2 separate regions of the Homo sapiens genome follow, and region 1 is linked to region 2. Evidence: chromatin contacts called from ENCODE Hi-C or POLR2A ChIA-PET data. All regions are on one chromosome and are shown on one strand. The core of a region is the stretch at or near the end of the contact, and the rest is flanking DNA. Distances in the headings are between cores, read along the strand shown.

Evidence for each region. Hi-C counts contacts between places; a loop is a spot of excess contacts on that map. ChIA-PET counts read pairs that join two places held with the same protein, here RNA polymerase II (POLR2A). Pooled maps may share reads with other maps.
Region 1: a map of HCT116 shows a loop between it and region 2 (14-fold over the local background). The contact joins two enhancer-like sites. A Hi-C loop is called at or near these places in 14 of 168 maps with a recorded cell type or tissue (Caco-2, HCT116, HepG2 and 10 more) and 22 of 50 pooled maps. POLR2A ChIA-PET finds 5 or more read pairs at or near these places in 7 of 52 experiments (Caco-2, K562, OCI-LY7 and 4 more).

The regions. Positions count from the first base shown.
Region 1 is chr3:4,631,659-4,635,780 of GRCh38, forward strand. The region is part of intron 5 of ITPR1 (inositol 1,4,5-trisphosphate receptor type 1); the gene reads left to right. Among named protein-coding and RNA genes, the nearest start is that of EGOT, 120 kb to the right of the region's middle. Within about 2 kb of position 1,898, at least 3 of the 41 ENCODE cell types and tissues checked have a DNase peak (open chromatin) inside an H3K27ac peak, as active enhancers do.
Region 2 is chr3:4,586,482-4,590,955 of GRCh38, forward strand. The region is part of intron 4 of ITPR1 (inositol 1,4,5-trisphosphate receptor type 1); the gene reads left to right. Among named protein-coding and RNA genes, the nearest start is that of ITPR1, 95 kb to the left of the region's middle. Within about 2 kb of position 2,055, at least 7 of the 41 ENCODE cell types and tissues checked have a DNase peak (open chromatin) inside an H3K27ac peak, as active enhancers do.

The DNA.
Region 1 (4,122 bases), core at 648-3,147, 45 kb after region 2:
AGTTCTTAATTATATTATGAATAATGCAAAGTACACTCTTTTCTTTCTTAAGTAGTACTTGCACGTTTGGAAAATTTATTAATAGTATTAATAAAACCATGGAAAGCTGTGATTTCTGTTGATATGTAAAATGGAGTGGGGTGCTAGGTTCAGGTAATTACAGATACCCCCAGGCTGGAATGCAGTGATGCCATCATGGCTCACTGCAGCCTTGACAACCTGAGCTCAAACGATCCTCCTGCCTTAGCCTCCCAGAGTGCTAGGATTATAGGCATGGACTACTGCGCCCAGCCGACAGATAACTTTTTAACTTATGTGAATATCCAGCTGGACATACAATTGTATGGGATAAATGATGGTTCATCCTTGCATAGGATTGTAACATGCGTTCACTTTACCCAGCATCCCTAGCTCCTGTCCACTGAACATCAGTAGCACCCTCTTCCAGTCACTGCAGCAATCCATAATCTCCTCAAAGTCTGTGCTGGGAACATGGGAATCTAGTTGAATAGGTGGGGAAGGTTGGTCAGTCCTGCATGTATGTATATTTAGTGCATATGCCCATAGGGGGCTATCTTTCTGGAGGGTCTATGTGTCTTTAGTTGTCCTCACTTTGCTTTTCTGGTATAAAGATCATTTTGTTCAGTGAGATCTTATTAATACATCTCCAACTCTTTCCTCTCCTATACTTTTTACCACAGGGGTTGTAAATTCAGATTCCTCTTGGCCATACGGGAAATCAACAGGAATAAAGTGGGCTTGGTGGGTAGTGTTGCCAAGTGGAGAGTCCCATGGGTGGGTCTGGAGGGGCAGCTCTACTTCCCTACTGTCACTGCTTGGGAATGTGGGCTGAGAGCTGCTGCCACGTCTTCCACTTTTTAAGAGAAGATAAAAATCCATGCTTTTAGTGTAGTATCTCAATTTTAAAAAGATGTTGGGAACTAATTCAATTAAGGCTTGAAATATACACTCAACACCAAAAGAAATGGCTCAGGCTGGATGTGGTTCTTCAGCCCCATTTGCAACCTGTGCTCTATATGTTATGTTTCATCAGCAAGTCCTTTCGACACTCCTTCCTATGAATGAACTGTGAAGAAAACAGCATGGTTGAAAAAAGTTCAATCATAAGGTGATCAAAAATGGTCAACTCCTTATTAAAAAGAAAAAAGAGAAAAACAGAAATCTCTCTCATGCTGTTTATGTTTTTAAAAAATAAAAAAGGAAGCCAGTTCTTTTCCCTGATTTAAGATTACTGATGTGACTTTCAGGTCTTTTTTTTTTTTTTTTTTTTTTTTTTTTGAGATGGGGTCTTGCTCTATTGCCAGGCTGGAGTGTAGTGGCACGATCTCAGCTCACTGCAACCTCCACCTCCCGGGTTCAAGCGATTTCCCTGCCTTAGCGTCCTGAGTAGCTGGGACTTCAGGGGTGCGTCACCACGCCCGGCTAATTGTTTGTATTTAGTAGAGACGAGGTTTCACCATTTTGGCCAGGATGGTCTCGATCTCCTGAACTCATGATCCACCTGCCTTGGCCTGCCAAAGTGCTGACATTACAGGCATGAGCCACTGGGCCCGGCCTCAGGTCTTGAATGTTGACTTTGTGCTTCACTTTCTGCAGTTCCTACTTTCCTACTTAGCTGGAACTTTTCCCCCTAGTGTCTTAAAGTTATCTACATATTTCATTCAATTTACATTCCCACCAGCCAATACGATGTTGTATTTTGGACAGCCACTTTGCCTTTGGAACTGATGGCCAGTCTCCAGTGGGTTTTCATTTTTATTTTTCTCAACTACTATGCAGCACCCCAATCAGAAGTCAGACTATTTTAAATTAATGCCATTTAAGGAATTAGTTGTCTAGACCACTTGACTTCCTTTTGACTAGGATGAGCAACATCAACAGCACTTTGAAGGAGAGTGACATCTAGTGGCTGGATACTGTCTATGCTTTTTCCTTCTGCAGGAATAACTGGATTTTGACTCTCTTGGTCATGTTTTCCTAAGGGTCTCTTGACAAAATGAGCTTCTTCCCATCCGCAAATCACATAAATTTCTTCTAAAGGCCATTACTACTGTTTTCTGACAGCAGCATAGCTGTTACCTTGAAACAAGCACCTACATTGTTTTGTTCTGAGAAATGATTACTTAAGTCACAGCTTTGACCAGCTAGGAAGAGCTAGAGGAGTGACAGGTCCTTATTGTCTGGGTACTACATTGCTTGTTTTTAGAAGCCTTGCTTCAATATCGCATTACATGATTCAGAGCTTGTTGACTTTAACAAAATAACCTTTCCTTACTGTTTCAGTCACCTTTCTATTGTCATTCGATAATAGTTTCTCTGTTGCTGAAATAAAATAACAGGTGGCTATGATGGGGCAGACCTTGATGTTGCTTAGGGAACATGGTGAATAATAGTGGTGGAACCATTTCATAGAGTGTTTTTTTTCCCCTTAGAAATTAAAAACAGCCCGCAACCCATTATTCAAGGGAAAAGAGTAATAGATATTTAAATTATCAGGATTTTAAAGTAATGAAAAGGTAACACATTTAAGATGCCTTTTTCTTTTTTTTTTGAGACAGTCTCACCACTCTATCACCCACGCTGGTGTGCAGTGACATGTTCCCGGCTCACTGCAGCCTCAGCCTCCTGAGCTTAAGTGATCCTCCCACCTCCCTGCCCAGTAGCTGGGACCACAGGCACACACCACCATGCCTGGCTAATTTTTGTATTTTTTGAAGAGTTGGGGTTTTGCCACATTGCCCAGGCTGGTCTTGAACTCCTGAGCTGAAGCAATCCACCCACCTCGGCCTCCCAAAGTGCCAGGATTACAGACATGAGCCATGGCATGACTTTAAAAAATTCAGAGTACCTGACACAGAGACATGATGAAGGTGTTTTTGAAGAAACTACACACTTGTATTTTAGGAGGAGTATTCCAAAATCTGTGAGTAGGAAAAGCAAAAAAATATTAATTGATGTGATTCGTAAATTGTGTTCCTCAAAGATAACCTTGGGTTTTATTTTGATGTTTTCCCTACTCTCCTACCCCCTATTCTGTTCCTGTGTCTCCACATTTTAAAGTATCAACAGGAGTGTGCTATTCACTTCCCTTTCTTGTTGCCCAGGCTGGAGTACAGTGGTGCGATCTTGGCTCACTGCAACCTCCACCTCCTGGGTTCAAGTGATTCTCCTGCCTCAGCTTCCTGAGTAGCTGGGATTACAGGCATGCACCACCACACCTGGCTAATTTTTGGGGGTATTTTTAGTAGAAACGGGGTTTGGCCATGTTGGCCAGGCTGGTGTTGAACCCCTGACTTCAGGTGATCTGCCCGCCTCAGCCTTCCAAAGTGCTAGGATTACAGGCGTGAGCCACCGTACCTGGCCTCTATCCTCATTTTTAATGGCTACACGGTTACTTCCTTGTTTGGCAGTACTGTCATTTTAGATAAGCAGCCTCTATGGGCAGACGTTAGGTAGGGAGTGATATTCAGGATCTTGACAACATTTGCCATTCTGAAAAAAGTTGTATGGCCTTGTGCATATGCCAGGTTGTCCTCTTAGGAGAAACTCCTAGAAGTGGAATTGTTAAGTCAATGTTATGTTGAGTGAAAAGTTTTTTGGTCAATATTGCCTGAGTATCCTTTAGAAAGGTGCTAACTCAGTAAAGGTACTAATTCAATATCTTTCTTTTTTTGTGGTGGGGACGGAGTCTCACTCTGTCGCCCAGGCTGCAGTGCAGTGGCACGATCTCGGCTCACTGCAAGCTCCACCTCCCGGGTCCACCCCTTTCTCCTGCCTCAGCCTCCCGAGTAGCTGGGACTACAGGTGCCCGCCACCACGCCCGGCTAATTTTTTGTATTTTTTTTTTAGTAGAGACGGGGTTTCCCTGTGTTAGCCAGGATGGTCTCGATCTCCTGACCTTGTGATCTGCCCGCCTCGGCCTCCCAAAGTGCTGGGATTACAGGCATGAGCCACTGCGCCCAGCCAAAAGGTGCTAACTCAGTATCTCACAGTGAGGGCCCATTCTTGGAATGTACTTGAGGGATTTAACCAACCAGATCTCATTCTTTCTGAGGGTAGAAACAGCCTTGATCAGTGGCCTGTAGTGTTTGTACCTTGTTA
Region 2 (4,474 bases), core at 805-3,304:
GTCTGGCGGCAAGTAGCCTTGAGTGCTTTTTTTTTTTTTTTTTTTTGAGACAAGGTCTTGCTCTGTCACCCAGGCTGGAGTGTAGTGGCACGATCATGGCTCCCTGCAGCTTTGACCTCCCTGGCTCAAGCCATCCTCCCACCTCAGCTTCCTGAGTAGCTGGGACTGCAGGCACTGTCCCCATGCCCAGCTAATTTTTTAATTTTCTGGAGAGATGAGGTCTCCCTGTGTTGCCCAGGCTGGATTTTTTTTTTTTTTTTAATACAACTAGTCTCTGGAGCTCGTGGTACAAGGACTACCTAGATTAAATGCATATTGGTTTGTTTGGTGATCACTGTTTCTTGCATGAGGCCAGATCTTTGCCCTGCTTTGTTGCTATGCTCTCTTTTAAACTTCCCTTCACTTGTTACCTTATTGTGGTTTTCTCTGACTCTTGTTCATACACCTCTTAGGTAGGTCTCCGACCTGCGGGTTCTCTAAGGCATTGATTCCCAAGCTTGATTGTACTGGGAATCACCCGGGAGATTCAAAAAATTATATTCCCTGGCTCCATCCTTGCAGTTGGTATAAGACTCGGGAATAAATATTTTTTACATTTCCCTGGAGATTTCGACGACCGGCTTGCTTTGCATTAAGGCAGAGTTTCTCAAACTTTGCAGGTGTACTGTGTGATCTTATTAAAATGCAGATTCCGAAACAGCCTGCTATCTGATCTGCACTGAGGCCCAAGGGCCTGCATTTCTAGCAAGCACCCAGTGCTGCTGATGCTGCTGGTTCACACTTCTCATGGTTTTTTTTTTTTTTTTTTTTGAGTCAGAATCTTGGTCTGTTGCCCAGGCTGGAGTGCAGTGGGGCAATCTTGGCTTACTGCAACCTCCACCTCCCGGGTTCAAGCAATTCTGCCTCAGCCTCCCCAGTAGCTGGGACTACAGGTGCATGCCACCATGCCCCGCTAATTTTTGTGTTTTTAGTAGAGACAGGGTTTCACCACGTTGGCCAGGATGGTCTCAAACTCCTGAGCACAGGTGATCTGTCTGCCTTGGCCTCCCAAAGTACTGGGATTACAGGCATGAGCCACCCTGCCCGGCCCACACTTCTCATTTTGAGTAGCTGGGGTCTGGACTGTGCATTTTGACTGTACTCTCTTACCCTTTCAGTCTATTTAGTGGATTGTGTCTCACACTGGCTGGAATTTGTGGCTTCCAACAACCTACTGGAGGTAATTGCCCACAGGATAAAGTGAGAAAAAGGAGCAAAATGGGAAGATACTGAAAGAGAAACTGTCTCAATTTGGGAAGGACTTGTTAAAAAGACAAGCATTGCTAATTAGTAGCTTAGTATCTAATCTTTGTCACTGAAGGCTGCAAATCATGCTTCCTGGAGTCTTCTTAAAGACAGCTTCTGCAGAGGTTTTAACACCTCTCATCTGACTTTTGTTAAATAGCCTGCTGGAATCCAAAATAGAAGCTGTGTAGGGAGATTCTCCCTAAGCATATTTACTGCCAAGCCTGCTCTGTTAAGACTGTATTGATTTTCCCCCCTCTTGGTATGAAATTAGTCATATAAAATCACAAAGTCCTCAAAGACATTTGGTTCAATCTGACACTTGATGCTTAGCTGTCCCCTTAAGCACCCCCACTGAGGGATCCCTAGACCTTGCTGCATATCAGAATCATTAAGAGGTTTAAGAAATGATTTTCTATTATATAAGAAGTAGATGCATACAGTCTTCTCATATTCTTGCTGCAAAGGCTTGTTCCTTGTTCTCTTCCTGACCCTAGAGCTAGCTATTACCAGAATGCTCTGTAACTTTGCAGACTTTTTTCTTTGAGTGTACTTACGTATGTGCATACCTGTTTCTTTTTTTTTTTTAAAGCCTGTTAGTGGGGTGTATTTTAATATTACACTGGGTTTTTAAACGTGTATTCAAAGCAGCTGTGAAGTCATTTTCTCACTTGGCTTTGCAGACACAGTTCTCTGCTGGTTCTCCAGAACTTCCTCTGCTGTTCCTTCTGGATCTCCCTGACTCTCTCTTCCGCTTTCTCACCTCTAAATGCTGGGCTGGTCCCGGGCTTCGGCCTTGGCTCTCATCTCTATCTGTGTTCACTCTCTAGATGATCTCATCCACTCCTTGAGGTTAAATGTGCTGATGACTAACAGATTTGTTTCTCCAGTGCCCATCTGTCTCCCAAGAGCTAAATGTGCATCTCCAACTTTCTAAGTGACACTTCCACTTGAATGGACTTCACAGGCATACTAGACATAATTTGTCTCCAACTGGCAGTGTCTCCCTGCCTCAAACCTGTTCCATCCCTGGTCTTCCCCATCGTGATGTATAGTGACTGTTTTGGCTTGTAGTGTCTTGATTTCTCTCCCTCCCTCACACGTCACATCTTAGCCATCTGAGTCCAGTTTTCTAGGCCTTCAGTTATAGTCCCAATTTGCCTACTTCTCACCACCTAGTCTACAGCCCTCATTCTGCTCTAAACCGTCATTGTGCTACCCAGACCATTGTTTCCCAGACTTCTTTGACTGCACTTCATAGCAAGAAATTTATTTCAGCTGGGCATGGTGGCGTGCACCTGTGCTCCCAGCTACTTGGGAGGGTGAGGCAGAGGGTTGCTTGAGCTCAGGAGTTTGAGATCAGCCTGGGCAACATAGTGAAATGCTGTCTCATTGTGTCTCAAAAAAAATACACACATATATGTGTATATAAAACTGCAACCTAGGAGACATATTCATATATATAAGCAAAAGGTTCACAAAGCAGTACTTACCTTTACTGTTTGCAGTATAGTCTGATATTTCATTCTCTTATTTCGTGAAAAAACAAATGGTGGTTGAGGCCCATTTCATGACCCAGTTTCAGTCGTGATCTGCAGCTTGAAAAACACTGGTTTGGATCCTTGCTATTTAAGGTGATCTGTGGAGCCAGCAACATTGACATTAACTGGGAGCTTTTTAGAAATGCAAATCTCAACCCCTCTCCTGGCCCCCTGAATCATAACATGCATTGGAGGAGATGCCCAGGTAGTTTGCAGGCAATTGCAGTGTGAGTGTCACTAGTCTGGAATGACTGCTGTGGCCTTCTAGTAGTGGATCTCCTTGTTTCCAGTCCTGATGGCTCACAGTCTTTCTACCATGGCTGGAGCTGGAGTGGTCCTTATAAAGCCATTTGGGTCATCCTGTGCCTGCTTTAACCAGCCTCCCACCTCATGTGGAACAGAATCAAGCCAGGTTCTCAACCCTGGATGACTGCTCATTAAGATTACCCAGAAGAATTAAAAAAAAAAATGCAAAACGAACAAAACAAAACCTCATGCCTGGGATACATCACAGACAAATTGGATCAGAATCTCTGGGTATGCGGCCAGGATTGAGAACAGCTGTATGAGAAGACCAGGCCCCTGCCTGCCTCTGGAAGTGGGCCTATCTCGGGCTCTCCTGGTTCTTTCAGCTCTAACCATACTGGCTGCTTTCCTGTTCCCTGCACACAGCAAACTCATTTCTGCCCCAGAGCCTTTGTGCTTAATGTTCCTCCTGCCTAGAATTCTCTCTTGCAGGACTCATGCCCTCACTTGTTTCACGCCTCTGCACAGATGCCACCACCCCTGAGAGACCTCTGTGACCTTCCTGTCTTACCAACTTATCCCTCTAGCTGCTTCCCCCCTTTGTGTCTCCTCTTCGTCTTGCTTTTTTTTTTTTTTTTTTTTTGTCTTCATAGCAGGTACTACTCTCAACACTGTATGTCGTGTTACTTCCTTACTTATTTGCTCTTTATCTTTCTCTGTAGAATTTAAGTTGCATGAGGACAGAGACCTTATCTGTCTTGTTGAACACTGTATTCCTGATACCTGGAACAGTGTCTGGCCATAAGCAGATGATGAATAGTATTTATGATGAATGAGAGTAGTCAGTGGTTGACTGCATTATGGTGTTTCTGGCTTTTTATAGCTGAGTTGGCCCTGGTTGGACAGAAGCAAGAATGCTTCATCCCTGGTAAACGGTCAGTCTGGTCTTCTCCATGTATTTTGTTCTTCTTAATAATAATAATAATTTTTTAATTATAATTACTATTTTATTAATTATAATAATAATTACTAATTATTATTATTACAGACTGGGACTCACTGTGTTGCCCAGGCTGACCTTGAACTCCTGAGCTCAAGCGATCCTCTTGAATAGCTGGGACTACAGGCATGTGCCAGCATGCCCAGCTCAACTTTGGTTTTTGTGTCTTTTTTTTAAATTTTAGGTTTGGGGGTACATGTGAAGCATGGGAAGATTTGTCACATAGACAAACACGTGTCACGGGGGTTTGTTGTACATATTATTACATTACCCAGGTATTAAGCTCAGTACCCAATAGTTATCCTTTCTGCCCCTCTCTCTCCTTCCACCCTCCCCCTCCACAAGTAGACTCTGGTGTCTGTTGTTTCCTTGTGTTCATAAGTTCTTATCATTTAGCTCCCAC